Linked DNA regions of Homo sapiens: region 2 is linked to region 1. Evidence: chromatin loops called from intact Hi-C (ENCODE). Cell type or tissue: psoas muscle. All regions are shown on one strand. Links, peaks and the distances in the headings refer to the core of each region. The heading gives the core; the rest is flanking DNA. Region 1 has its middle 31 kb from the start of PKP1. Region 2 overlaps PKP1 (plakophilin 1).

Region 1 (14,790 bases), core at 7,704-10,203:
AAGGAAATATGTTTAACATCATGACCAAGATAGATTTATACCAGAGTTGCAAAATGGGGTTAATATTAGAAAAATGATTAATATAATTCACCACATTGATAAAGGAAAAAAACCATACAATCACCTCAGTAGATGTAGATAAAGGACTCAATAAAATTCAGCATTCAGTGAGAGGTAGTAGCATGTTATAAGAGGGACTCTGGAGCCAAACTCCCTGGTTTCGAATGCTGATTATACTGTGAAGAAACTTTATAACCTTCAGCAAGCTATTTAATCTCTCTGAGCTTCAGTTTTGTTTCTTATCTATACAGATAAAATTAATAATAACTTCTTCATAGGTATTACCTATGAAGTTGTGAGGATTAAAATAATTTACATATGTAAAGCATTTAGAACAATCTTTTCTGGTAATACATGTTTGCTCTTATATTTGTGATTTTAAAAAACTGTTAGTTAACTAGAAAAAGAAGGAAAATATCCATAACCCTGGAAAGAGCATCTAGAAAGACCTGCAGGAAACATCATAATTAATATTGGAATGTTGAAAGCATTCTCTTTAAAATCAGAAGCAAGACAAATTGTTACTGCCATCATTTATAGAAATTATCATTGTACTGGGGCTACTAGTCAGTGCAATGAACATGTAAGAATTGGAAAGAGAGAAGCAAAGCTGGCGTTACTGCAGATGATAGAATTGCCAACATAAAACTGCCAAATAATCTATAAATTATGAAAATTAATGAAACAATTTAACAAAAGTTCTGAATAAAATAATCGACATTAAAAAATTATTTGTATTTCCATGAACAGCTATCGTCAATTAGAAAATGTTACTTTAAACAAATATCGTTTTGGATAGCAACAAATATCGTTTTGGATAGCAACAAACATATGAAACACCCAGAAATAGATCTAAGAAAAAGTGTGCAAAAACTACATGAAGAAATTATGAAACTTTATTGAAACAAATTTTAAATGGCATAAATAAATGAACATGCTATGTTCCAGGATAGGAAGATAATATTTCAAAGATGTTAATCGAGTCTGTAGATTCAATGTATTTCAATAAAAATCCCAATGGGGTTTTTCATGCAAATTGACAAAGTGATTATAAAATTGATGTGAATGAGCCAAGAATCAAAAATAGTGAAGACATTGCTGAAGAAGGAAAAGGAGGGAGAAAATGTGCCCTATTAGAATTGAAGACTTATTATCTCTATAGTAATTAAAGCAGTGTGATATTGGTGTATCAATAGACACATAGAATAGTAGAAAACAATAGACCCACGCCTATTTGGAAACTTAATCCATGACACAGTGGTTATTACAGGTCAATAGTTTAAAGATAAACTGTTTAATACGTTGTTCTGGGACGATTGGTTATCCAAGTGAAATTGAATCCCTACCTTATACCATATACAAAAATGAATTCCAGATGTATTAGACGTTTATACGTAGGTGGCAAAACTATAAATCTTAGAAGACGCTGTAGGAAAATATCTCTGTTCCTCTTAGGTAGAGAAGGATTTCTTGAACAAGATTCCGAAAGCAAAGCCATAAAGGAAAAGATTATAAATTTGACTATATTAAAATTAGACATGTGTTTTCATCAAAAGACAATAAGGAATGTCAAAGGATATGCCACAGGGTAGAAGAAATATTTGCCACAGGAATATCTGTCAAATTATTGTACATAATTAATATTCATGAGAAACCCTTCAAATCAGTGAGAAAAAAAAATCTCAAGAAAAAAATTGGCAAAAAATAAAGACATTTCAAACAAGAGATAATACCAGTATTGGCCCATAAACTTGTGAAAAGATACTTAGCATCATTTGTAACTCTAGAAGTGCATATTTGAGCCACAATTGTATATTTCATCTCTATTCGATTGACAAAACTTAATAGTCTGTTTACAAGTTTTGGTGAAACTGAAAAAATGAGAACTCTCACCCACTGATAGGAGTACTGATAGGAGTGTAAACTGGAGAAAGTCTGCTGTTACCTGATCAGGTTGACCATGGGAATTATGTCTCTCTTTTTTTTTTTTTTTTTTTTTTTTTAATGGAGTCTAGCTCTGTCGCCCAGGCTGGAGTGCAGTGGCCCAATCTGGGCTCACTGCAACCTCCACCTCCCAGGTTCTAGCGATTCTCCTGCCTCAGCCTCCTGAGTAGCTGGGATTACAGACACCCACCACCATGCCAAGCTGATTTCTGTATTTTTAGTAGAGATGGGGTTTCACTGTGTTGGCCAGGCTGGTCTCGAACTCCTGACCTCATAATCCGCCAGCCTTGGGCTCCCAAAGTGCTGGAATTACAAGCGTGAGCCACTGCGCCCAGCCAGGAATTATGTCTTTTGACCCAGCAATTCCAATTTATATGTCTAGTATATAAGCTAGATGATAAACTTTTGCACATGTGTCCTGTGTAAAAGAATGTTCATAACAGCACTGTGGCTATTCAATAGCACAAACTGGAAATAACCCAATACCCTCCGTGGTAGGACAGATAAAAACATAAAATATAATAAAGCTTTGAAAAAGAATGAACAACTGCTTTATTCATCAACGTGAATGTATTGCAAAAACAACTTGATTGAGAGAAACAAATAACGTAAACTACAAACAGTACAAGCCCATTATATAAAGGTCAAACTAAGTAAAACTAAACATAGTAAAACTATGCATGCAGGATGGATGCATACATAGGTGGTACAGCTATAAAGAAAAGCAAATGGGTAATTAAGGTAGCTGTCAGGATAGTGGTTGTTCCTGAGGGGAAGAGGATAAGATAGGGGAGGAACTAAGGGGAGGCCTTTAGGGAACTGGTAATGGTCTATTTCTTAATTTCTTAATATGGGTAGTGTAACATGGAGTTTATTATCATTCTTTAAGCCAAAAAATATTTGTTAATAAATTCTCATATGGATGATACATTTATCAATAAAATAAGTAAAAGTAATAAACGATTGCAAAAAACACTTCTCTCCCTCCCTCTTCTTTCTCTCTTCACCTCTCCTGACTCCCCTTAACTGAATTACATATATAATATATAGTAGTTGAAAGAGTGCTCTTGAGTGTATTAATTTAGATTCCAAACCTAAATTTATTAGATTTGATTGCAGATGTATTCGAGTTATGTGTTTTCTGTTCCTAATTTTAGACTCTGCACAGGATAAAAGTTGTTACACCTGCACTGACATATAAAAGATAATATTGCATTATTGTTCTGACGACCCTTGCACCTCCTTCGGGGACTTCGCAGGTTGGGCTCACCTAGGCCGGGTGCAGGCCTGCGCCTTAGGTTCCTGGAGCTTGGTGTTGTGGGGAGCACTGACTGGGGAGGATGTAGTTTCTGGCTCCAGACTAGCATATCCCTCTGCCCCTGTGCAAACAAGAAAGAGGATCACCGTCATCTCTGTCCTCTCTTGCCCCCACCCTCCAAATCCTAAAGACACAAAGAACAGATCCTCCTTGTGGGGAAGTCACTGTTTTCTTAGGCCAAGGAAGCACTCTGGGCCTCCATTTTCTCCTCGTATAAGATTGGGCCATCCCTCCCTTACCTGCCACTTGCCATGGTTGGGTCGATGAAGTGACTTGGTGGATGTGGAGTGAATGAGAAACCTGGTGCCAAACCACCCACGGCTGGGTAAACTTCTACGGATTTCAAAGAATTGACATCTTTCATTACGCTTGGGTACTGTATCCAGTCGCATTGTCTTAGGGAGGCTGTTCCTGGCGTGCCTGTACCTCTCTGAGCGCAGCTAGTGGTCTTGGCCACCTTTGTTCCAGCCCCACTGGTCTCTTTATTGTCCCTCTCCCTGGAACATTCCTCCTCCAGATACCTGCACAGCTCACTCCCATGCCTCCTTCAGGCCTGTGTTACAAAGCACCTTCTCCATGAGGCCTTTTCTGACCACCTTATCTAAGATGGCAACCTCCCTCCCTGTCATCAATCTCTGTCCATTTTCCTTGCTTTATCTTTCTCCAAAGTATAATATCACTATATGACACATTGATTTTATTAATTTGCCTTGTATCTGTATCACTCCTGTGAGAATGTAAGATTCCTTACCTGCCACTTGCTTTTTTACAGACTTGTTTTTTCTTTTATGTTCACTGCTCTATTTCCACTCCTAAAATAATACCTGGCACAAAACCGATACTCAAATATTTGATAAATAATGAATAGGGTAGTGTTTTAGTCTGTTCTCTGTTGCTTATAATAGAATGCCTGAAACTGGGTAATTTATAAGAAAGAAAACTTATTTCTTACAATTATAGAGGCTGAGAAGCCCACGGTCGAGGGGCTGCATCTGGTGAGGGCCTTCTTGCTGGTGGGGACTCTGCAGAGTCCTGGACCCAGGGCATCCCATGGCAAGGGGACTGAGCATGCCAGCTCAGGTCTCTCCTCCTCTTCTTATAAAGCCACCAGTCCTGCTCCTGTGATAACCCATTCGCCCACCAACCTATGAATGGATTAACCCTTTCATGAGGGCAGAGTCCTCATGACCCAGCCACCTCTTACAGGCCTCACTTCTCCATACTGCCGCATTGGGGATTAAGTTTCACATAAGTCTTGGATGGGACAAACATTCAAACCACAGTGATTGTAATTCAGTTATGGGCTTTGGAGTTAGACTACTGTCTCAACTCAATAAACTGACCAGCTATGTGATATGGAGCAAGTTCCTTTAACCTCTCTGAACCTCAGCTTCCTTATCAGCAAAATGAGCACAAAACAGCACTCCTTTCAGAGTTGTGAGAAATAAAGGTATATAAAATGCCTCCCATCGGGGCTGGCAGGAGAATGTGAGGTGAGTCTGCTGTGACTATACATGATTAGGAATGCAGCAATGGGGCAGGATGCTTCTCAAGTAGGAGAGTGACCCCCTGCTTTGTTGGGTTACAGGGCCCTGGCCTGGGAGTCCTGGAGCAGGAACTGGATGAGCTTCGGATGGTGCAGGCCCAGCTGGGGCCGAAGCTCCGAGAAACAGAGGTACTCAAGCAGGCACTGGCCAAAGCCCCCCCTAGAGAGATTGGCCTAGGCACTCTGGGGGAGGGTGGAGGTGCAGGGCCAGCTGGCCATGCTGCAGGAGAGGCAGGCCTGCCTAGGAGCAGGGGCCCGAGGCTGCTCAGCCAAGGACTGGACTGGGGCCAGGCATCAGGCTCTCGTCTGGTGTGCCTTGTCTAGACCCTGGCCACCAGCCTCTGGGAGACCCAGGAGATGCTCCAAGCCCTGGAGAGAGGAGTATAGGAGGCACAGGAGCCGGCTGGAGCAGAGGCTGGGGGATGTAGCCCAGAGCACCTTGGAGGTGGAGAGGGCGCTGGGCCAGGTGAGCTGCTCTCCCAGGCTCTGCAGCTACGGCTGGACGGGAGCCAGCAGGAGCTGAGAGAGGTGAAAGAGAGTATGGCAGAGCTGACAAGTGGAGGCTCTGGGGTGTAGCAGCTGGAGAACATCTGGTGAGAACAGGGGTGGTCAGTCGGACTGCATGGGGAGTCAGAAGGGTAGCCCTGCCCTGTGGGGAGGCCTTGGGTACTTCACTTAGCCACCCTGAGCCTTCGGCTTTCCTTAAATGAGATGAGATGCTGTCCTGCCTGCTTTGCAAGGTTGTGAGGATGAACGTGCTTCGAGCACTCCTAATACTGGGTGATGTATAACTGGCTCCCGCTGGGTCTCCTTCGTTGTCCTGCTGATGCTGGCGAATGTCAGCAGGCCCCTGGGTTTTGTAGGGAGGAGTATTGATGGGGCACAGGAGACCCTGCTGTCTCACTTCTTCCGTTGTGGATGTTTTCTGAGCCCCGAAGCCTCAGGGTTTCCCAAGCATTATTCTCATTAATGTATCCATTCCCTCATCCACTAGTTATGGAGTGCTTACTATGTGCCAGGTATCATCTGGGTGCTAAGAGAACACAATATGGCCTAGAGGTGCCCCCAGTTTAGGAGACACTGGCCAGTGGCCAGGCAGTTGCATTATTAGCAGGTAAGTCCTAGCTTAGATAAGCACAGGGTGCCATGGGGGTGCTTCAGTGGGATACCCAACTCAGCCTAGAGGAATCAAGGAAGGCTTCATGGTGGAGGTGGCACCTGAGCAGTGTCCCAAAGGACAAATCAGAAATTAGAGCATCATAAAGGCAAGGAGGAAGTTCAAGATAGAGGAGCCATTGAGAAGTGGGTGCTCTGGGAGAGAAGGAGGTAAAGTTCATGGCTTTTTGTCGATTGGCTGTCAGCTGAGAGGGGCAGTGGTGCAACGCCCTGAGAGATGGGGAAGGTAGAGATGAGCTCATTTTAAACACAGCATGTTGACTGGTGGGAAGTCGGGTTGGGGGATTGGGGTTGGAGATGTGCATTTGGGAGACATCACCATCCCTTTAGTTAGGAGCACGTGGGAGGGGTTGAGGTCGCCCTGGGATAGGTGCCAACTGAGAATAGGGGTGAGCTGATGGGGGGCTCCAAGGTGGACAGAGGGTTCAGAAGCAGCCCGGGGCCAAGCAGCAAGGCTGGTGGGAGGGACACCCATAGAGTGCCAAGGTGGGAGGATCTGCAGAACTGAGTGAGACGTTCTGGGCAGAGAAGGATGCACATAAGCCAAGGCGTGGGGTGATGGTGCTGCCTCCTTGGGGCACTGGAGACTCTGCCCACAGCGGCAGACCTTGGGAGGAAGTGGCTGCTCGTGGGCCCAGCTCATGGAGCCCCATGCCCTCCAGCTCCCAGGCCCCTGCTACAGAAGCTGTAGGCCAAGAAGCTGGCCCAGGAGCAGCAGACACAGCTTGCCCCGCAGGGCCACTGGGAGCAGAGTGCAGAACCGGGCAGCAGGGCCACCATCCTGGAGACCTCTCCACTGCCCTGTGTGGTGACTGACCCGGATTGGGGGTGCTGCTGGGATGTAGAGATAGGGCAGGGATGGTGAGGAAGCCAGGCAGGGAGAGAAGTCTGAAGGGGCTGAGGGAGGGGAACAGCGGCAGGCAGCCAATTTCTCATGGCCACTTCATCACCCACACCACATTGTCCTCATCTGTCGAATGAGGTAATAATACCTGTATCTTGGAGTTGTTGGGGTTAAATGAGGAAACATGTGTGGGAAGAGCTTAGCACCTAGCAGGTATTCAATTGCTGTCAGGCTACTAATAGGCCATTAGTATTAGGCTATTTCTAATAGCAGTAATAACAGGCTTCAATGCCAGGTTGCTAGGAATTTAAATTCCCCAGGGAGCAAGACGTTGGTCCTGGAGAACAGAACCCAAGGGGGAGGAGGGCTCTGCTCCTGTCTCTTGCCTGGAGGAATCCAGTCCTTCAGTCCTACCCTACCCCCTAATCAACAGCACTGTGTCTCAAAGGACCCAACTATGTTGGGAGGTGGGTCAGGGACTCTCCTGCCTCCATGGGGACTCTTCCTGTAGCACCCAGGACCACAGACAGTGCAAGAACCCTGGGCCAGGACACCTGGCCTCCGACCTCAGCTTTGAGAGGCTGGCAAGTCCCTGCCTCATCTGTGCCTCTGTTCACTTCTCTGTGCATGAGAAGGCTGGCCTAGGTGACTCCCAGGCTTCCTTCCTGCTTGTCCTGTGCTTCTGACACCCTCTGGCCACAGTGGGGCTGGGCCTCCTCCCTCCTCCTGGCATTCTACGTGTGTCCACTCCCCAGGTTTGCGCTCTGCTGCCCAGGGGAGGAGAGCACGGCCTGGGCTGGGGCCGGGGGCAGTGTGTCAGGCACCTTCCCAGGATGCCTGTGATGTGGATAACAGCGGGCTAAAGCCAGGGCTGGAGAAGGACCCCAAGCAGCAGCCTCTCCCCTCCTCTATGGGAGGCAGGAGAGGCAGAGCTTCTGTCTTTAGGTGGACAGGAGGTGCAGGGATACAAAATGTGTGAAAGTAAGTGTGGGGCCAGATGCCATGAGCAGGTGGCGATGGACAGTTACAGCAGGCTGCACACTGAAGTGCTTAGGCATTTGGAGCATCTGCTGCATGCCATGTGCAGCACCGGACCCAGGGTACAGCAACATGCTCCCTGTGAGGCTTCCCAGAGGGCTGACTGTACCAGTCAAACTAGTACCTAGTCCATAGAAAGTGCTGGGTGCTGTGGGGCCATATAACACGGGGACCTGAGCAGGCCTGGACTGAGGCCTGGCGGGGCAGAGGCTTCCAGGCTAAGCGGTGAGGGGACAGCATTCCAGCGCGGAGAGGACCATGCAGTGGGAGGCCCGGGAGAGCACCTCTGACAGCCAGAAAGAAGCCCGCGGGGACTGGAGTCCATGGTGCATGGGGAGTGAGAGGAGGGCTTTGAAGGCTGCCTTCCAAGGCGAAGCCAGGGGCTTTAAGGAATTGTCAGAGGTGCTTCCTGGAAGGAGGAGAGGTGGGGCACAAAGGAGTTGGAGCCTTGACCTGCAGTCTGTGAGGGCCCATTTCAGACACCACAGTCAGAACTCAGGGTTTCATTTAATACTTTCCTGTGGGAGCTGCAGCCGCTCAGCCAAGCCCAGCCAAGCCCAGCCCAGCCCAGCCCTGCAGGCAGCAGCCTGGACCTCTGAGCCCAGGGCCCAGTTCCAGCTCGGGAATGCATGGGATTGCCTGGTCTGATTCCCCCAGGGTAGAGAAGGCCCGGACAGAGAAAGGGCCTTGCCCTGAGTCCCACGGTGAGTTAGTGCCAGAGCTGGGCTTAAAAACCAAACTCCTAATTTACATTCTTTCCACTCTCCCCATCCAAGGCTAGCACTTGTCCTGGGATTGAGGCTGTGGACTCCACCAGCCTCTGCTGGGGGAAGCTCTGGGGTTCCTGGATGCGTGGTTCAATGCAGTGTCATGTTTACTAGTTGCGTAGCCTTGGGTAAGTGACTTAACATCTGGAGGCCAGCTCCTCATCAGTAAAATGGAGATAATAGTAGACCCTCCCCCAGAGCACTGTGCGGGTTCAAGGTCACTCCGCATCATGGTGCTGCTGTTATTTCCAGATCTCTTCTCACACCCCTGGTGGAGGTTAGCATGGCGTGGCTCTCCAGCACACCCAAGGAGCAGCTGTGAACACTGTGGCTGAATCAGTGAGGGCCAGCAACATAATGGCCAGAAGCCCCAGGGAGAGCAAAGCAGGGGTTGAGTGGGTGAACAGAGCTGGAGGGAGCAGGAGAGGCCTGGACCCCTTCCCAAGTCCCTGGGGTCAGCCTGCCATCCCAGACATGACCACCAGGTGGCACCACAGGCTTTGCGGCGGGGCCGGAGCCTGGGAGAGGACAGTGGGCCCTTTGAGACCTCTGGGGACAACCTGGGGCAGGGAACAGGTGAGTGGGGTGGAAAGTGGGCTGGAGCTGGAGTGGTGGGCGCCGGCAGGCCATGTCTCTCTGGGAAAGACGGCATGCTGTCCCCAGGAGGCCTGCACCTGGCCCCGGGTGAGGGGTGCCTCCTTCTTCCCCTCCTCAGTGTCCTCCATGGTCCTCAGCCCGGGGTCTTCTGGGTCTTCTGGAGGTCAGGACTCAGGCTCTGGGTATCACAGAGGGTCTGCATAGTGGAGGTCGGTGGGGCGGGCCCTGGGAAGCCCCGGGGTGTGTGTGAGGGAGGGGCTAACTGGCCCTCGGTGCCCCAGCCTGGCGCCACCCTCTCTCTCCTGTGCACCCGGCCCGTTTGGCCTCCTCACCCCACTCCCCACACCCGCCACCGAGCAGCAGCCCCTCTTTCCGCTTCCTTCCCTCACGGATGATGGCGGGATTCTAGACTCCCTCCTCCTCCGCCCCTGCGGGACCCTGGGGACAGAGCAGGTGGAACAGAGGCCGGGCCCACACATCAGACTTCACCTCTTCTTCCCTGGGTCCACAGCTGGGGTTCTCTCTGAGAGTCAAGGAGAGCATGGCAGCTCCCTCAGGACCTGTCTTAGATGACCTGGACAGGACCGCAGAGTGTCCCATCAAGGTACAGGAGCTGGAACAGAGGACACTGAGGCCAGGAGCCGGCACTGGGCTCTCTGGCAAGACATGCTCCTTGGAAGATGGCGTCGGACCCTTTCCCTCCACCCTGCAGCCCTTGGCAGGGGAGCCCGTGGGGGTAGCCAGGAGAGAGGAGAGCGGCCTCAGGGGCGCGGCCTTGGCTGCTGACAGCACTGTCGCACTCCTAGGACATGTGTCCTGGGTGAGGCGCCTGGGATATGGGGCACAGGCTCAGTGAGAGGCCCCGAGGGAAGGGACAGGCTCTCTCCTCAGCAGTTGGCTGCCGCTGATGCTGAAGAAGCCGCCAGGCTGGAAGGGGCTGGAATCCAGTTACTGGGGAGGGCTCCTCCGAGCCCTAAGTGATGGAGTGAGATGGAGTGATCAAAGAGTGATGGAGTGAGATGGAATGATGGAGTGTTAGAGTGAGTTGGAGTGATCGAGGAGTGATGGAGTGAGATGGAGTGATGGAGTGAGATGGAGTGATGGAGTGATGGAGTCAGATAGAGTGATGGAGTAATGGAGTAAGATGGAGTGTGGAGTGATGGAGTGAGATGGAGTGAGATGGAATGATGGAGTGAGATAGAGTGATGGAGTGATGGAGTGCTGGAGTGAGATGGAGCGATGGAGTGATGGACTGAGATGGAGTGATGGACTGAGATGGAGTGATGGAGTGATGCAGTGAGATGGAGTGATGGAGTGACGGAGTGAGATGGAGTGATGGAGTGAGAGAGTGAGATGGAGTGATGGAGTGAGATGGAGTGATGGAGCGAGATGGAGTGATGGAGTGAGATAGAGTGAGGGAGTGATGAAGTGAGATGGAGTGATGGAGTGAGATGGAGTGATGGAGTGAGATGGAGTGATGGAGTCAGATGGAGTGATGGAGTGAGATGGAGTGATGGAGTGAGATAGAGTGATGGACTGATGGAGTGATGGAGTGAGATGGAGTGATGGAGTGAGGTGGAGTGATGGAGTGATGGAGTGAGATGGAGTGATGGAGTGATGGAGGGATGGAGTGAGATGGAGTGATGGAGTGATGCAGTGATGGAGTGAGATGGAGTGATGGAGTGATGGAGTGACGGAGTGAGATGGAGTGATGGAGTGACGGAGTGAGATGGAGTGATGGAGTGATGGAGTGAGATGGAGTGATGGAGTGATGGAGTGAGACAGAGTGATGGAGTGATGGAGTGAGATGGAGTGATGGAGTGACGGAGTGAGATGGAGTGATGGAGTGACAGAGTGAGATGGAATGATGGAGTGAGATGGAGTGATGGAGTGAGATGGAGTGATGGAGTGATGGAGTGAGACAGAGTGATGGAGTGATGGAGTGAGATGGAGTGATGGAGTGACGGAGTGAGATGGAATGATGGAGTGAGATGGAGTGATGGAGTGATGGAATGAGATGGAGTGATGGAGTGAAATGGAATGATGGATTGACGGAGTGATGGAGTGAGATGGAGTGATGGAGTGATGGAGGGATGGAGTGAGATGGAGTGATGGAGTGATGAAGTGATTGAGTGAGATGGAGTGATGGAGTGAAATGGAGTGATGGAGTGAGATAGAGTGATGGATTGATGGAGTGATGGAGTGAGATGGAGTGATGGAGTGATGAAGTGAGATGGAGTGATGGAGTGATGGAGTGAGATGGAGTGATGGAGTGATGAAGTGAGATGGAGTGATGGAGTGAGATGGAGTGATGGAGTGAGATAGAGTGATGGATTGATGAAATGATGGAGTGATGGAGTGAGACAGAGTGATGGAGTGATGGAGTGAGGTGGAGTGATGGAGTGATGGAGTGAGATGGAGTGATGGAGTGAGATGGAGTGATGGAGTGATGAAGTGAGATGGAGTGACGGAGTGAGATGGAGTGATGGAGTGAGATGGAGTGATGGAGTGAGATACAGTGATGGATTGATGGAGTGATGGAGTGAGATGGAGTGATGGAGTGAGGTGGAGTGATGGAGTGATGGAGTGAGATGGAGTGATGGAGTGAGATGGAGTGATGGAGTGAGGTGGAGTGATGGAATGAGGTGGAGTGATGGAGTGAGGTGGAGTGATGGAGTGATGGAGTGAGATGGAGTGATGGAGTGAGATGGAGTGATGGAGTGAGATGGAGTGATGAAGTGAGGTGGAGTGATGGAGTGATGGAGTCAGATGGAATGATGGAGTGAGATGGAGTGCTGGATTGATGGAGTGATGGAGTGATGGAGTCAGATGGAATGATGGAGTGAGATGGAGTGCTGGATTGATGGAGTGATGGAGTGAGATGGAGTGATGGAGTGATGAAGTGAGATGGAGTGATGCAGTGAGATGGGGTGATGGAGTGATGGAGTGCGTTGGAGAGATGGAGTTGGAGTAATGGAGTGAGATGGAGTGATGGAGTGAGAGTGAGTGATGGAGTGATGGAGAGAGATGGAGCGATGGAGTGAGATGAAATAATGGAGTGATGGAATGAGATGGAGTGATGGAGTGAGATGGAGTGATGGAGTGATGGAGTGAGATGGAGTGATGGAGTGTCATGGAGTGATGGAGTGAGATGGAGTGATGGAGTGAGATGGAGTGAGATGGAGTGATGGAGTGAGATGGAGTGATGGAGTGAGATGAACTGATGGAGTGAGACGGAGTGATGGAGTGAGATGGAGTGATGGAGTGACATGGAGTGATGGAGTGATGGAGTGAGATGGAGTGACATGGAGTGATGGAGTGATGGAGTGAGATGGAGTGATGGAATGACATGGAGTGATGGAGTGATGGAGTGAGATGGAGTGATGGAGTGACATGGAATGATGGAGTGATGGAGTGAGATGGAGTGATGGAGTGATGGAGTGAGATGGAGTGATGGAGTGAGATGGAGTGATGGAGTGAGATGGAGTAATGGAGTGATGGAGTGAAATGGAGTGATGGAGTAATGGAGTGAGATGGAGTGATGGAGTGAAATGGAGTGATGGAGTGATGGAGTGAGATGGAGTGATGGAGTGAGATGGAGTGATGAAGTGAGATGGAGTGATGAAGTGATGGAGTGAGATGGAGTGATGAAGTGAGATGGAGTGATGAAGTGATGGAGTGAGATGGAGTGATGGAGTGATGGAGTGAGATGGAGTGAGATGGAGTGATGGAGTGAGATGGAGTGATGGAGTGATTGTCTCACCCCCTCAGGCTGCTGCCTGCTGTCTCCAACCTCCACTTTTGGGGAGTAGGGTGCCCTGCAAAGCCCGGAACCCTACAGCTAAGGCCAAGCCCTGCTAGCCTGCACTCTCACCCCCAATGGTTCTCTGTGGAGCTCCCGTCCCTGTGTGGACATCCCCCTTTACCCAGGAAGCTCAGCCCTGTCCCTCTGTTCCCCTCCTCTTCTCAACCCATGAGTGATTCACAGCCCCAGGGGCCTGTTCCCCGCTCTTGAGGTCTCTAGAGCACCCTCGTAGCTAATGGCTGGGCTGTGGAGGAGACACATCCTAAGGCAGAAGCCCACCCTCCTCGGCCACTTCCCTGTTCTGAGGGCCACTCGTATATTGGCTGAGGAGCAGTTCTACCGTCCACAGCGCAGTGGACTTTGGGCGCCTCCACCTGGTGCTGAGTGCGCACGACCGCTCTGCTGTCCCATTCATCTCTGATGTTGGCTTCAGCCGGTGCAGCCCACTCGTAGCCCAAAAGCTGGAAAAACGTGTGTGTTGGCCTGGGAGCAGTGGGCACTGGGCGAGGTGTCAGGGCAGAGCTGGAGGGAGGCAGGGCTGCAGTGGGGGGCAGTGGAGGTGGCATGGCACTGCACAGCACAAAGATGGCCCTAGAGGCTCCAGGCCAACCCTCTCCTGTTTCTAGACTTGCTGCTCCCTGACACTGGGAAGAGGAAAGGCCCCCAGTTCTGCTGACCTTACCGTTTTCAAACTCCTTCCTGACAATTGGAGGAGGGTTTTATTTTTTTAATGATTAAAAAAAAAATCAGTGAGTTGGTTCATATTGGCTCAACCTGGCAGTATCACGGGCACTGCCGAATCCTGAGCAGCCCCAAGAGCTGGGGACTGCCTTGGGCCACTCTGCTCCTTCTCTGGTGGCTTTCCCCCTAGAGGTCGACAGCGTGAGCCTCCCTCCTGGAGCTGGGGGAGGCTGGGCTTGGGAACGTTACCAGGACAGCTCAGCAGGGGAAGATGGCAGGGGCCAGTCATGCCTCGTCATGGCAGTTACAAGGTTAGGGAGGGCAGAAGGCGAGTTTGGCCAGGGAGGCCTGGGTGGGGGAGCTCTCACCTGTTATAGGTAAGAGGGGTGTGGCCTGGTTGTTTGGGGGCTGCGGTGGCGGATCCGCCCCTCCCCCAGGCCTGGCCTCGCCCAGAGAGCCGCCCTCTTCCGGGAACCTCCTGCTCCGGAGCCAGGAAGGGCTGCCCTTTCCCCACCAGGAGGCCAGGCACGAGCTCCACCAGGGTGTGGACCCCCAGGGAAAGTGCGCCAGGTGCCTGGGATGCTCAATGGGGGACTTGTTCCAGGACTGGGAGGCTGGCGGGGTGGGGGCTGCTGCTTCCCTGGAGCAGCACCTGTCCCCCACCCCCACCTCCCGCGTCAGTGGAGCTGTTGGCGCTTGCACCCGGCTTCCCAAGCGATGAGACACGGCTCCCAGCCAGCCGCCCCAAGCCGCTGGCGGCTCACATCCTGTCATCTGGGGCAGCTCCGCAGAGTGCTCCCAGAGCCCCTCTCTGCAAATGGCCTGTGCCTGCCCCAATTTCCCTCTGCAAGAGGGAGGCCCGTTGGTGGACTGGAGGGAAATGAAGCTGCGGGCGGACAGATCCTCCTCCACCAAGTCAGGGGCGTATTCTCCCAGCCTCTTCCCCAGACCCTGAGGGTGTGGCTGAGGACGGGAAAGGGACCAAGAGCTAACTGGCCTGCGCCCAGCCTGGGG
Region 2 (14,790 bases), core at 4,250-6,749, 55 kb after region 1:
TCACCAGGGTCTGCTGGGTGCTATGCCCTGTGGGAGGATTGCCCTCTGTGGCCAACCTGGAGAGGGCCCCCAGGAAGTCCCTAAGCTTCTTTCATATCTACCTAGGGTCCTAATCAGCTCTCAGGAGGCCCCACAGTGCTGGGATCTGAGTTGGGGTGCTCACGGGTAGCCAGGGACCCATTCCTCCCTCCTCCTCCTTCCTGGCCACGCCAGAAGCTCAGCAAGACTGAACTAATTCCAGAAGATCCAGGGCTCAGCTTCAGGTACCAGCTTTAACACTAGTCCCTGTTTTCTCAGCCCCAGTTGTGTGTGCTCAGTGGTGCGTTTAGAGTACCACTAAGGGTGGCTGGAGAGGAACCAAACAGTCACATTCCCATCACTCACTGCACCTTCATTCTCATGGTCCTGGCCAGGACAGAACAGTTATCATGACCACAAGGTCTCCTTGCCCACAGGCCTGGCATCCCTTGGGACAGATGGTCTTCCAGCCCAGGTCTTTGGGCATTAGAATTGTGACACATAGCTAAGCAACTACACACTTCTTAAATGTCTTCAAGAACCTCCCACAGTTGGCTCAAAGAAGAAGGGCTGGCACCTCCTGTGTCTAGAACCACTGGGGATGGGGTCTTCCAGGAGTCGGGGCCAGCAACTGGCCAGAGATGCTAGAGTTTCTGTAGAGGGCCCCCTAGCTATAGAGACTCTTTGCCCTGTAGGCTTTGTTTGTGTCACCAGACTCTGGTAGCAGAGTGGCTGGAAGAAAATCACTGTAAGAGACACCAAAGACCTGAGTCCTGGCTTAGGGTCTGCCCCATCTTAGCTGCGTGGCCTTGGACCAGCCTAAAGTTCTCTGAGCTTAATATGCTCACAAACAGAACAAAGCTGCTGCTCTCTGCCCTGCCACCTCATTGGCCAGCTGGGAGATAATCACAAGGTGATGAACGGGGAAGCCCTCTGCACACTGGGAAGTGCCACACCAGTGATGGTGTTCAGGATATGCTCAAGCAACTTCCAAAGACCTTCCCTACCTGAGTCCACTTTGGGCATGGGATGTGTGTCCCACGTGGGCAGGTGGGGAGTGCATATAGAAGTGTGTGTCCGTGTGTGTGAGCATGCATGCACGCATGCTTCTCTTCCAAAGGTGAGATCTCTTACCCAAGCACTGAAGGTCCCAGTCAAGTGTCTCTCCCTTCATGTAAAATTCTTGACTAACAGGCCAGGCACAGTGGCTCACACCTGTAATCCCAGCACTCTGGGAGGCTGAGGCAAGAGGATAACTTGAGGCCAGAAGTTTGAGACCAGCCTGGGCAACATAGGGGGACCCTGTCTCATAAAACAGTTAAAAATCAGCTGGGCATGGTGGTGTGCACCTGTGGTCCCATCTGCTTGAGAGGCTGAGGTGGAAGGATTGTTTCAGCCCAGGAGGTCAAGGCTGCAGTGAGCCATGATGGCAGCACTCCACTCCAGCCTGGGCTACAGATCTGTCTTAAACAAGCAAACAAACAAAAACTGTAACCAGCAGGAGTGGTTTCTTTCCACTGTTGGGTCTCCAGGGACCTCTTTTCTGGGCCAGGTAAGCACCTGCCCTTCAGGATGCTGCCACCTCCCAGCCTTTGGCCCTCCTCTTCCCAGGGCTGGGAAGCACCTCCTGTTCCAGTGCATGGGGTGGCTCTGGGGCCAGCCAGCCTCTCCCTCCAACTTCCCAGTATAGGGTGGGGGGCATCTGGCCCAGTGGGATCTTCCTGACCCTCAAGGGTGCTCTTCTGAGGTGCTGGCTCGTCATCCAGGACTCCAGGAGTTATTTCATATCAGAACGGCCCCCTCAGCTTTCCCTCTTCATGATGAACCATCACTGGGACAATTGAACCAGCCTCTGGGTTTGAAAGCCAGGAGCTATGACCTCAGAACATGGAGCTCCTGGAGGGCAGAATGACCATGCCTTCCACTTCTCTGGGGCCATGGAAGGGAGATGGCTGAGGGCCAGTGGTCCTCCACCACTCGGGCTGTGAGAGCTGCGTCTGAAGTGGCAAACGCCTGCCAGGGATTTCCCTTCCAAAAGGAAACAGACAGGTCTGTGTATGAAACCTTAGGTTCTTGTTTCCAAACCCATCCTAGCAGTGTTCAGAGCTGAGAAAAACCTATTTCTCAGGTGTAGAGGGGGAAAGGTAAAACAGAAACATTTCGGAAAACCTGTTTTTTCCACAGTGCAGTAAATAGGCAAGGAGCAGGAAGTGGAGACAGAGCTGATGCAGGAGCTGGCATAGTTGCGTGTTGATGGAGCACCAGGTGTCGGCTAGGCGCTGGGCTGCACAAGTGCGTGTTGTCCCCACACCAGGCTTAGGAACTGCCATGGACCTGACCTTTGCAGGCAGGCTTAGAGCCTGGAGCCCAAGAGGCTAAGATGCCTTCTTTATCCCAGAATTGTGGCCTCACTGGAGAAAGAAGCATCTTCCCAAAAGACCCGCAAGCTACAAAGTTTTATAGGATATTTTCTACTTAGAAAAGTTGTCCTCAGTTATCCATAGACATTTGTTAATACTGGCATGATTGAAGTATGCTCACAGTTTCTGCTTTTCAAAGCTTATAAGGGATACTGACCATTATTAACCAGATCTCTGGGGAAGTCTCTACTCTGAGGATGGGCACCAAAACTTTTACTTTTTTTTTTTTTGAGACGGAGTCTCGCTCTCTCACCCAGGCTGGAGTGCAGTGGCGCAATCTCAGCTCACTGCAAGCTCCACCTTCTGGGTTCATGCCATTCTCCTGCCTCAGCCTCCCGAGTAGCTGGGACTATAGGCGCCCACCACCGTGCCTGGCTACTTTTTGTTTTTTTTGTATTTTTAGTAGAGATGGGGTTTCATCGTGGTCTCGATCTCCTGACCTCGTGATCCGCCCGCCTCGGCCTCCCAAAGTGCTGGGATTACAGGCATGAGCCACCGCACCTGGACTACATTTTTTTAACATTTAAAAAATTCAGGTGGCAACATGTACCTGCACTGGGCATCAAGGTGTTTATGGCTTCTGCTGTGCCTTCTCTCAGTGGACACTTAGCGACTTCAGTTCAGTAGCACTTAGCAAGTACCTTCTGGAGTTCTCACCTGGGTGGGCACTGCTGGTCTCGGGGTGCTGGTGATGGCATTGTGGGTGCAGCTCCCTCTGCCTTTGAGGACCCACAGTGAGGCACACCCACCACACTTCCTCCAAGGCCAAATGGGATTGCTCTGTGTCCAGGCGTCAAGGCTTCTGAGCAATGGGGCTGCTCTGCCCAAAGCAGTGTTCCAGGAAAAGAAAGGAGGGCCAGCCCAGGGTGGAACCCCCTGCTTCTCAGAGAAGGAGCCGTGCCCAGAGAGGTCAGGAGGCAGGGATCGACACTTCCCCTGCTGAAGTCCCATCTGTTGTGACTCAGGCCTCAGTGGTTCCCATGCTGACTCAGACTGCTGAATAAGCAGGCACCCCTACCCCTTTGGGAAGATTCTCGACCGCCTGGAGCCCTGTGTGCCCCATTCTCGGCAGCCTTGCTCGGGGAGCACCTGTGCTCTCCAAACCCCTAGAGAGGGTAGAGCAGAGCCGCTAAGCCACTTGCGAGGTGCCCCTTGTGATGGGTCAGCTCTGCCCAATATCCCAGTCCTGACTGAAATCCCAGCAAGATGAACAAGGGTCACTACATGCCTACTACATGAGAGCCCCTCATCTGGGCACTGAGTGGGGAGTGGCAGGTACTAGGCAAGTCGCAAATGGAACCTGTCTTTGAAAGACTTCTAATCAAGGTTCTTTCTCCAGCAAGCCCTCACCAGGCCTGAGAGGCACGAGGACTCCATGAAACTGTGCGTGCACTCCCTTTCATGAAAAGGGCCTTGGGAGATCACGCTGCTGAAGATGGCCCTGTTGGACACTGCTGGGTGTGTGACTTGGCAAGCAGACCAGGGTGTGTCTCGCTGGAGAACCGGTTTGGCCGGCCCCACCCTGCTGGCAGAAGCTTGGTTTCAAAATGGGCTAATAGCTGGGGACACAGACACTCTTTTCATCATACCCAGCTCCCAAGGAGTCCAGCAGCTTCTGTCTGTCCAGCTAGAGTTGGATAGAATTCTCTGGGCTCAACCACCCAGCTGCTTTGCTCAGGTCAAGCGGTAAAGGGAAGCATTCTGGACATCACAGCTGGACCCCATGCCGTGCACCGGCACAGGCTGCCTCACCCTGCCTAGAACGGCCCTACCTACCGCCAGCCCACTTTACTCATGGTGCCTTCTCTCTCTTCTGTGCCCTGGAGGCCATGGGAACTGCAGTGCTGTCAGCATCCTGAATCTCCACCCCTAGCACAAATTCTCACAGTCACAGTCCACCTTTCACTGAGCTCTTGCTGTGAGCTCAGCCCTGTTTTAGGCATCTTTGCCCTGGAGAGCTCAGGGAAATGACAGAAACCTACATTAGCAACTAGAAAACAAACAAGACCAGAGGCCCCTGGCTTTAAGGGCAAATAATTCCAACTCTGGTCATTATGGAGACAGGGCTGGGTTAGAACAGGCCTTTTGGAGATGACAGGTGGAGAAGAGGCCTTAGATAAATGTAGGATTTGGGAGGCTGCAGGTGAGGAAAAGCTGTCCAGGGTGGAGGAGCATCTGAACAGAAGCAGGGAGCCTGGGATGTGGCTGAGGTCATGGGGCAGCTTAGAGGGGTGTGCTGGGGAGGGGAAGAGATGGCTGGACAGGCAGGGTGGGGCTGGGCTGGGGAGTTTGTCTTGTAAGGAGCAGACACTGTAGGTTCTCCAGCACGGCAAGAGCTGATGAAAGCTTTCCCTAAGGAAGGTGGAGTGATGGCATCGCAAGGCAGGGACCAGAGCCCTGGGGGCTGGGCAGGGGCCAGTGGGGGGCACTGGAGTGGCCTGGTGGTAAGCTGATGGGACCCGGAGTCAGAGCCTGGGCAGTAGGGGTGTAAAAGAGGGGAGTCAGTAAGGACTCTCTAATGGAAGGACAGGAGGATGCCATCTCTTTTTGAATGGTTAGTTACTGCCCTATCCGATGATTTGGGCAAGCTGGAGCTTTTCCAGCTTTGGGGGCCACTCCACACTGAATGGCTCTCTCAAGGGGCAACTGGTCATATTCAGTTCTTTGAGGCCCTGGATCTGGGGCTTGTATTGCTTCACTGAGACTGTCTCCTTGCCTATAAAGGAGGGGTTGGCCTCTGAGAGCTTCCTGACTTAATGAGGGACAGGAATAGAGGGGAGCTTTCAGTGTGGGGTTAAAACACCCCACTTCTCCAAGAAGGAAGGGGAGAAGGGGAATTACACAAGCAGGCGGCAAAGCGGGGACTGGCTGGGGGGCTCCTAGCTAAAAGCAGCTTTTCCTGGCTCACCTCGGGCTGTGGGACCCCTCAAAAGCCCCACTGGTCTCCCAAGTGAAGAAACATGTCTCTCAGAATGCTCTGGATTTCTGTCTGGCTGTCCAGTCTAGCCTGCTGTCTGGCAGAGTGACCAACTCTGCTCTCAGGAAATTGAGTTTCCAGCCTCTGGAATGTTCTGATCCATGGGATAACCAGACAAGAGGTTGTGTGTGTGTCACTGTCCTTTGTATTCAAACAGCCAGACGCTGCCAGCAGATTGCTATCTGAGTGTGGGGGTGTGGCTGGGAGAGCCGGCATTGGCGGTGAAGCTCTCCCACCTGCAGCGGGCGCACGTGCACTGCCCGTGCATCCTCTTCTGGCTGCAGCTGCTCTCTCGGGACCTGGAAGACAGTGTTTGGAAACGTGTGGGGACATTTTGCAATGACTGTGAGGCATTACTAGCATTTAGAACCTGGAGGCTGGGGCACTAAACATCCTGCCATGCTTGGGACAGCCTATACAAAGAATTGTCCTGCCTCAGGTGCCGACAGCACCCAAGTAAAGAAACACTGCACCATTCATCATAAAGCCTGGCTTCACTCGAAGTGCCCCATCTGGGCAGACCATGCTCCTCCACTTTTCTGAGACATATTTAGACCCATTCTATGTCTGTGGGGTGAGACTAGCACGGGGCTCTGATACTGGTGCATACACTTTCCTGGGCTGTCTTGGCTTCCTGGGTTCATCCTCTCTCTTATGACACCTGGTATCCCATTTAGGTATGTCACAGGTGACATAAAATCTCTCCTTTAGGAGCCAAGTCCTAAGGCAGCCAGCCTGTGCCCAATCTAAGAGTCAGAGGGATATGATGTCCCTACCGAGCAAACACTCATATCGTGGACTGTCCTGAGTGCTTTACTAACATTAGTTCACTGGATTCTCCCAACAATCCTCTATGTTGGCTACAATTATACTAGTTTTACAGATGGAAAAACTGAGGCACGTTGGGCTTAAGTAATTGCCCAAGGCCACCCATTGGGCAACGACAAGGCCAGGCAGGCTGGCTCCAGAGTCTGTGTTCTTGACCTTGGGTCTTCCTCCAGTTTGTAGATCTCAGCCCAGTGAGCTGGAGGAAGCACCTGGATTCCCAGGCAGTTGCTGCCGTTTCAGCCTTCAAGGCTGCAGGCTTCATCCAGGTCCCAGGCCAATTTGTGCAGGGAGAGCTGGTGGCAGTTCACCTCCTTGTGCCTTGGAGGGAATCCAGGCCCCCTCATGGTACTTGGGGAGGACGGGGTCTGAGAGGAGGCTTTACTCCTGCTTGTCAAAGTGACAGCAAAGGGCCATGATGATGGGAGAGAGTCATACCCAGCTGTCCTCAGGCAGCACAGCCCACCAGCACCATGACACTAGGAGCTGGGGTGGGGTTCCCAGGAATGGGTGACGCCACTAGGGTGTGGCTGATGGTGGTAGGCTGGGAAATGCAGTCCCACGGGGATGTCTCTGCCTTCCCCACCTTGCCCGCTCCCCTGCAGGTGCAGCCAATGCCCATTCCCTGTGGGCAGCCCACCCTTGCTGAGACTTGGCAAGGCTGCCAGCTGCTCCTTTTCCCAGCACAGGAAAGCAAAGCCCAAAGCCTCTGAGAGGCTCAATCAGCATGATCACATGTTTGCTGGTTTTGGGCCAGGATGAGTGTTTGGGCTTCTCATTAGGTGTCTGAGATGACGTCCAGGCGTGTCGTTTATGGAGAACAAGGGTGCTCCTTGTTGCATTTCCATTTAAGGCTTAGCTGGCTCTTTGCCCTTTGGCAATGCTGGGCTTCCCCCTCCATGTTGTCATCTGCCACCTTCCTTCCCCTGAGAGGAGAATGGAGGGTGTGGCCATTTGTAAAGGCTTTCATGGCATATTTTGCCTGTAATCTGCAGGACACGCATTCCATACCCAGATGCTCAGAAAATTGCCCAGCTGCTCTCCCCATGCCTTGTGATTGTCCATCTATGCCTCTCCCAACAACCAGACACCAATTCTCTTTGGAGTAGGTTGGTTGACCCAGTTTGGGGAAGAAAATTATGCCTGCCTGAGTGCACAGCTGGGCGTGTGGGTGAAGGGGATGAGCAGGCTATTGCCAAGGTTAACAGTCTGTGGCTTCTGAGTTTTGGATGCAACTTCTGACTGGTGGTTTGACACCCAGTCTTTCTGGGAGCTCAAACCATGGGAGTTTCCTGCTGTCTGTGACTCCCTGCAGAGATGAAAAAGGACCAAGTCGAGTGCCAGCCCCTCCCCAGCTTGTGTGGCTAGATCTGGTGCAGAAGGGAATTACCCAGTTGCCTAACGACCTCCCCTACACACACATACTCTCTCTCTCTCAGGGAGGGGCAGGGGTGGGCGGGCAGGCCCTAGGTTGCTGGGTTTGGCCCTGGCCCATCCCAGCAAAGGTGAGTCCCAAGTCAGCACCTGTGTGGAGATGTTTTTTTATCATACTCGATGTTGATCCTCTACTATGAGAACAAGTTGGAGCAGGCCAGACCCACCAGCTTGTGAGCTCCTGGGAAAGTCCTCCTCGGACAGTTCTGTTCCAGAACTGATTCGCACCAAGTCTCCAACCTCACAGGCCCCTCCCAAGGAGGCCGACTCCCCACTTGGGCTCACACAGAGCTCATGAGGCACCTCATTGTCTGTTGTATGTTTTTGTGCCGGATTGAGCCTCTGCCCAGCTTCTCCCCATTGCCAGCCTGACAACAAAGCCCAGGAGGCCCTCCCTGTACCCCACCTTGCAGCCCCAGGCCTGCCTCCATGTGTGCACGCAGGCCCCTAGCTCACAGTCCCTTGTAAAAGGGCCCAGGGAGCAGGAATATTGTCCCTCTTTGGCCTTTGAGGTGACCTGTTACCCTTTGCTTCTTGCCCTGGAAGAGGGGAGGCAAGATGAAGAGTTTAGCAGAAAAGAACAGTAGAAAACAGTCCTGGCCAGAATAGAAGTTTCTGTGTGCTGAGTATAAGGGGCCCAAGAAGGCTGGCTGTGTGAGAAGCTGCTGGTGTCTGGGAATGGCATAGGGCTTGGAGACCCAGACTCAAGTCCAGGTTTTGTCCTTTCCTCACCGAGTGACTACTAGAAGGTCACTCTTCTCTGGGCCTCCAACTCCCCCTCCTGGACTGTACCATGTGGGACCAGATCAGAGGTTGTCAAACTTTTTTGACAGCAATTCACAGTAATAAATGCGAAGGATTGTTCTGCCTCAGGTGCCGACAGCACCCACGTAAAGAAACACTGCACCATTCGTCATAAAGCCTGGCTTCACTCGAAGTGCCCCATCTGGGCAGACCATCCTCCTCCACTTTTCTGAGACATATTTAGACCCGTTCTGTGTCTGTGGGGTGAGACTAGCATGGGGCTCTGATACTGGTGCATACACCTTTCCTGGGCTGTCTTGGCTTCCTGGGTTCATCCTCCCTCTTATGACACCTGGTAGCTCCTTTAGGTATGTCACGTATGTTGCAACCCAGTACCCATACACTGTTTCACAAAACAATGTGTGACTTTACTACCTGCACTGCACTCTGATATTTTATATTCCAGGATATATTATTCTATTCCATCTTTTTAAAAATGATGGCCATAGTCTTCTAAATTGATTTTATAATCCACAATGGGTCACAGCCTGCAGTTAGAAAAGTAATATATCAGATGATGGCTCAGGTTCCTTCCACGCCAAACATTCTGGGATTCTGTAAGCGTTATTATGGGGGCTGGGGAGGGCTGTATCTCATGCCCTGCTGGATCCAGGACCCCCATTTAGGAACCTTGACTGAGCTTTTCTCCCTTTCCCTGGCCAGATCTACAATGGAACCCTCAAGCGGGAGCCTGACAACAGGCGCTTCAGCTCCTACAGCCAGATGGAGAACTGGAGCCGGCACTACCCCCGGGGCAGCTGTAACACCACCGGCGCAGGCAGCGACATCTGCTTCATGCAGAAAATCAAGGCGAGCCGCAGTGAGCCCGACCTCTACTGTGACCCACGGGGCACCCTGCGCAAGGGCACGCTGGGCAGCAAGGGCCAGAAGACCACCCAGAACCGCTACAGCTTTTACAGCACCTGCAGTGGTCAGAAGGCCATAAAGAAGTGCCCTGTGCGCCCGCCCTCTTGTGCCTCCAAGCAGGACCCTGTGTATATCCCGCCCATCTCCTGCAACAAGGACCTGTCCTTTGGCCACTCTAGGGCCAGCTCCAAGTGAGTGCTGCTGGGCTGGGTTGGGGAGCCAGGAGGGCCAGTGGGGAGACACACCCTTAGCCTGACTGCACCCTGCAAAGGGCTCCTGGGATGACAGGAGAGACATAGCTTCTGTCCCTGGGGAGTTCATTGCCCCTGGTGTAATGGACTCCCTAATGGGGAGAACCTGGCCCCATGGGCCCTTGAACTCAAGAAGTTCTTAGTGTGAAGGTGAAACAGACATTGACTGTGTAGGTTTTAAAGGTCACAGTTTATGAACAGAAAGAGGCTAATAGTTCTCAAAGTGTGTTCCTCCAACCAGCAACATCAGCATCACCCAGGAATTTGTTAGAAATGCTCATTTGGGGACCCACCCAGACCTATTGTCTCAGAAACACTGGGAGAGGGGCCCAGCAATGCATATATTAACAAGCCCTTCAGTGATTCTGATTTACACTAGAGTTTGAGAACCTCTGATCTTAGGCATGTAAATCTCTATCCATGTTCTGAAAGAGCAAAGGAATATGCCCCGGTATGGACGACGGGAATAGAATGGGTTTCAGGTTACGTTATAAGACAGGTAAATCCAAAGGACAAATAGGACAAATAGACATAAAAACTGAGGGACATGGCCTGGGTGTGGTGGCTCACGCCTGTAATCCCAGCACTTTGGGAGGCCGAGGCAGGAGCGGGTAGAGGGTGCTTGAGCTCAGGAGTTTGAGACCAGCCTGAACAACATGATGAAACCTTGTCTCTACAGAAAAATACAAAAATTAGCCAAGCATGGTGGCGGGTGCCTGTAGTCCCAGCTACTCAGAAGGCTGAGGCAAGAGAATCACTTAAGCCCGGGAGGGGGAGGTTGCAGTGAGCTGAGATAGTGTCACTGCACTCCAGCCTGGGCAACAGAGTGAGACCCTGTCTCAAACAAACAAACAAACAACAACAACAACAACAAAAACCCTGAGGGACTTCATGGGGCTTCATGATCTACTGCTACAGAACAGAGCACAACTCCTGTGCATACATGTGGAAGGCCATCACCCAGAGGAAACAAAGGAGACCAAATGGGGTGCCCCGTTAGGAGCCATAGACGCAGAGGTGTCGTGAGTGACACTGAGCCTGCCCTTCAGGGCTGGGGGCTCCCTGAACCTTTGAACTGTCCTTCATCACCACCTACTGCTCTTGTTATTTATTTATTTGGCAAATGTTTGCCGACCATCTACTACATGCCAGGCTCTTTGACAAGTGCGGGAGACACAGCCATGATAGGGACAACCCAGAGCTGTTCTGGAGCTACACAATTAACTCCTTTTCTGAGAGCCTCAGGAGCTTTGCATTCTTCATCTTTAATCCTCACACCCGCCACCAGGCAGGCATGAGTATTCCTGAGGAGAAAACAAGGCACAGAGATGTTAAGTAGTTTGTCCAAGGCCACACAGCTGGCTCTCCATCCTGTGCTCTTCCCTACTGGTACCACACTGTTCTGAAAATAAGCAGAACCCCGTTATAGAGCTAGACGTTTCCGAACTACCTGATGGCCGTAAGGCGTATTTAGGATGATCTGGAGAAGAACTAAGAAACCTCTCTGTCTTGGAGGCTGATCAGGGCAGCCTCTGGCTTCAGCTCATTGTCCCAACCAGAGGCCCTGAGTGGAGGTTCTAGGTGAGATATGGAAGGGATGAGTGTCAAGCCATTTTGGGGTGACATTTTACTGATGAATGCAGGGTGACATTCTCTCAATGCAGGCAGCAGTACTACTTACCCAGTGCCAGAGAACTCTGCACCTCGGGTGGTTTTCCTAGAAATGAAGTTGGGCTGCTATAGCTAAAACCATGGGTATTTATTGACCACCAAGTATGTCAAAGCATAAGGATAGGGCTCCCTCTTTGAATGCTGGACACAGCCAGTCACCACCCTGTGACTCTACACCAGGGGAGCTGGAGAGGTTCTTAGAAGAGAGGTTTCCCTTCCCTAGGAAGGCTTCACAGATGTGGGGCATCAGCAGGGCCAGTGGTGTGCCTTGAGGCATGCCTGAGACCTGGCCAGGGTACAGTGAAGGGGACAGTCTTGCTGGAGCAGACCCTGGATAGGGGCTGGGGAATGTTCATAGTGGAGCCGGGTTATTAGGTTAAAACATATGAAATTTCTGGTTTTATGGCTGAAAAAAGGTTGACTACAGACATTTCCTATGATTCAACCTAATACCTGCCCTTGGACATCAGGCTAAGCTGTTTAAACTTGAACCTGAAGTATGGAGAAGCCGCTGATGGTTTCTGAGCTAGAGAACAACACAGTGAACTGGGTTTTAGAACCACTTATCTAGTAAAAAGGGTATGAAATTTTAGATGGGGGAACTTGAGGAAGAAAGCCAAATATGGAAGTCCCTTGCTGCCTTTAAAGTGATCAAGATCAGGAAATTGGTGGCTATAAGAATGGGAAGAAAGGCTAGATGTGAACATTTTTGTGTAAGAGCCAGCTGGACTTGGGGATGGATAGATGGATGGATAAATGGATGGATGGATGCATGGATGGACAGATGGACGGACAGACGGACGGATGGATGGACAGATGGATGGACGGATGGACGGACGGACGGACGGATGGACGGACGGATGGATGGATGGATGGATGGATAGGATCATGGCCATTGTCTTCCATTTTCCTAATACCAGACACAAACAAGAGAGATGGCAAGGTAGGTGGGAAGCTTCCCCTCAGGGAATAGGGAGGAGTTTTTCCTCAGTGGAGAGATAACATACCTGCTAGGACATTAACTGTGACCAGGGGCTCACTATTCTCACATGGGGCAAATCCAGTGGGTGTAGCCTTCCCTCCTCTGGAGGAGAGGAGCTGTTCCCAGGGGTATTCTCCAAGTGGGCCTGGGCTGCCTTGTTCTGGCTCTCCAGAGGGCAGATGAGGCTGTGGCAGCTTAGTGTGCTGGGAGGAATTCTGAGCCCCCTCAGCAGGGCTCCCAGCCCACCCCGTAACCACCCCCACTGCCTATTCTTCACAGGATCTGCAGTGAGGACATCGAGTGCAGTGGGCTGACCATCCCCAAGGCTGTGCAGTACCTGAGCTCCCAGGATGAGAAGTACCAGGCCATTGGGGCCTATTACATCCAGCATACCTGCTTCCAGGATGAATCTGCCAAGCAACAGGTAGCTGGTTGCATACCTTCCTCCTTGGTGGGCCTGCGGAGGGCCTGGGTGTGTCAGCCTGACTCCGCTTTTAGAGATGGGTGAGGGCATCTGCAGTTGGCTTCTCTTGCCTTGCCCAGCTGCCAGGAGCCTTCGCATTGCCCAAGGTTAGAGCTGGGCATCTTAACTTTCTGCAGAGCAAAGCCCTCTGTTTAAGTGGACATTAGGCAGGTACAATTCCTCCATTGGTCATGGAAGAGACTTCAATGCCAGCCACGGGTTCAACAGAAACCCCTTTTCTCAAATCCCACTAAAGAACATGACTGCTCCTCACCTCTCAACTCCTGCCCTCCTACCTGCTTCCTCTCTCCCACTCCCCTTCTCTCTCCAGGCATCTTACGGTAGAAAACAGGCCTGTTGATGCCTCCAAAGCTTTGCTGGCAGGAAGGACACTACAGGGTTCTTCAGTTCAGCCCAAGGATGTAGTGTCAAAAATGAGTTTCCCAGAGTCCCGGATAAGTTTGTATGCATTTCTATGTCTGTGTTCTGCTTTAGGGTTTTGAAATGTATTTACATCCACTCTCTTATCAGGTCCTCACCATCATTCTCCAGAGGAAGAAAGCAGGACTCAGGAAAGAGGAGGGACCCTAGCTGAGGTTCTCCCAGCTAGGATATGGGAGCTAGGATATGGGAGCTAGGATCTGAATCCAGGTCTTTTGCCTCCGGGTCTGGGTCAGTTATCATGACCTCACACTGCTTATTTATTTTGGTTGACTTGAATATTTCTGAACTGATAGATTTTTTGGTCTGAAAAAAAAAATCACCTTTGAGTAGAGAATAACTAGATCAGCCTCATCTCCCTTGACCAGGCAGCGTGGCAACTCTTTCCTGGCAGGTCTATCAGCTGGGAGGCATCTGCAAGCTGGTGGACCTCCTCCGCAGCCCCAACCAGAACGTCCAGCAGGCCGCGGCAGGGGCCCTGCGCAACCTGGTGTTCAGGAGCACCACCAACAAGCTGGAGACCCGGAGGCAGAATGGGATCCGCGAGGCAGTCAGCCTCCTGAGGAGAACCGGGAACGCCGAGATCCAGAAGCAGCTGACTGGTAGGACAACACGGCCACCGAGAGCCAGCCTGAGGGCTGTGCAAGGCCACTGGCTATGGCCCCAGGCTGGGGTGCAAGCCTGTCTCTCCAGGCTGGGCCAAGACACAGCTGTGCAGATTTGGCCCAGGGCTAATATCCTGAGAGTTTAGTGACACTGGCCTTGGCCCAATTAGGGGTGTCCAGAGGGTGACCTTGGGTGGTGTGCACACACAAGGGGTCACCATCTTTTTGAGGTTAAAGAGCAAAAGGAGGAAGGCTGATGTCCAGGCAAGATCCATATTCCACAAGCCCTGGGATTCCCAGGTGATGGAAAGAGAGTAAGACTGAGGGGAGAAGGGGTTAACAGGCCTTAAGCACCTACCCTGTGTTCAAGAAATATGGTAGGCACTCAAGGTGGGGGGCACAAGAGGAAGAGGTCACCGTGAAGACCTAGAATTGGGCTGGGAAGATCAGACCATGTACAGAGTAATGACTGATAAGTATTTCTGGCATAACTTTCAGATGGAAAAGAGACAGCGTTAGAAGACTCCAAGTGCTAAAATTTATACTAAAAACCACTGATCAATCAAACGTTTTTTGATCACTTTCCACATGCATAATTTTGGCCTTGACAGAGAACTCTGAGATGTTCCCTGCCTGCAAAGAACCTTCAGTCTGGTTGGGGCATTGAGAAATAGCCTCATGACACAGACAGACAATAGGTTCTACAGACCAGGGCTACCTGGAAAGCGACATTTCAGTAGGGCCCATTTGCCAGAGTCCAGGCTGGGGCTGTTACCTCGGTCCCTAGGGCATCCTGAGCCTGGCACAAATTGGGTTGATGGTCTCTGACCCCCAGGGCTGCTCTGGAACCTGTCTTCCACTGACGAGCTGAAGGAGGAACTCATTGCCGACGCCCTGCCTGTTCTGGCCGACCGCGTCATCATTCCCTTCTCTGGCTGGTGCGATGGCAATAGCAACATGTCCCGGGAAGTGGTGGACCCTGAGGTCTTCTTCAATGCCACAGGCTGCTTGAGGTGAGAGAAGAGGATACAT

Evidence for each region. A loop is a pair of places that touch in the nucleus more often than their neighbours do. Peaks named below come from ENCODE experiments on the same cell type or tissue, not always from the same donor. Only the 100,000 strongest peaks of a DNase experiment are listed, where the experiment ranks them.
Region 2: it touches region 1 in a loop (2.2-fold over the local background); 15 of 110 quality-filtered maps call a loop at or near these places.

What each region holds. Positions count from the first base shown.
Region 1 is chr1:201,245,557-201,260,346 of GRCh38, forward strand. No RefSeq gene overlaps it. Among named protein-coding and RNA genes, the nearest start is that of PKP1, 31 kb to the right of the region's middle. In psoas muscle, for the core only: a CTCF peak has its summit at 9,169 (motif pointing right); a DNase peak (open chromatin) is centred at 9,175.
Region 2 is chr1:201,304,025-201,318,814 of GRCh38, forward strand. PKP1 (plakophilin 1) reads left to right here. Exons shown (of 14, transcript NM_001005337.3): 3 at 9,142-9,536; 4 at 12,529-12,673; 5 at 13,548-13,755; 6 at 14,594-14,771. Among named protein-coding and RNA genes, the nearest start is that of PKP1, 28 kb to the left of the region's middle. In psoas muscle, for the core only: no CTCF peak of the experiment used is centred there; a DNase peak (open chromatin) is centred at 5,647; H3K27ac peaks cover 1,569 bases.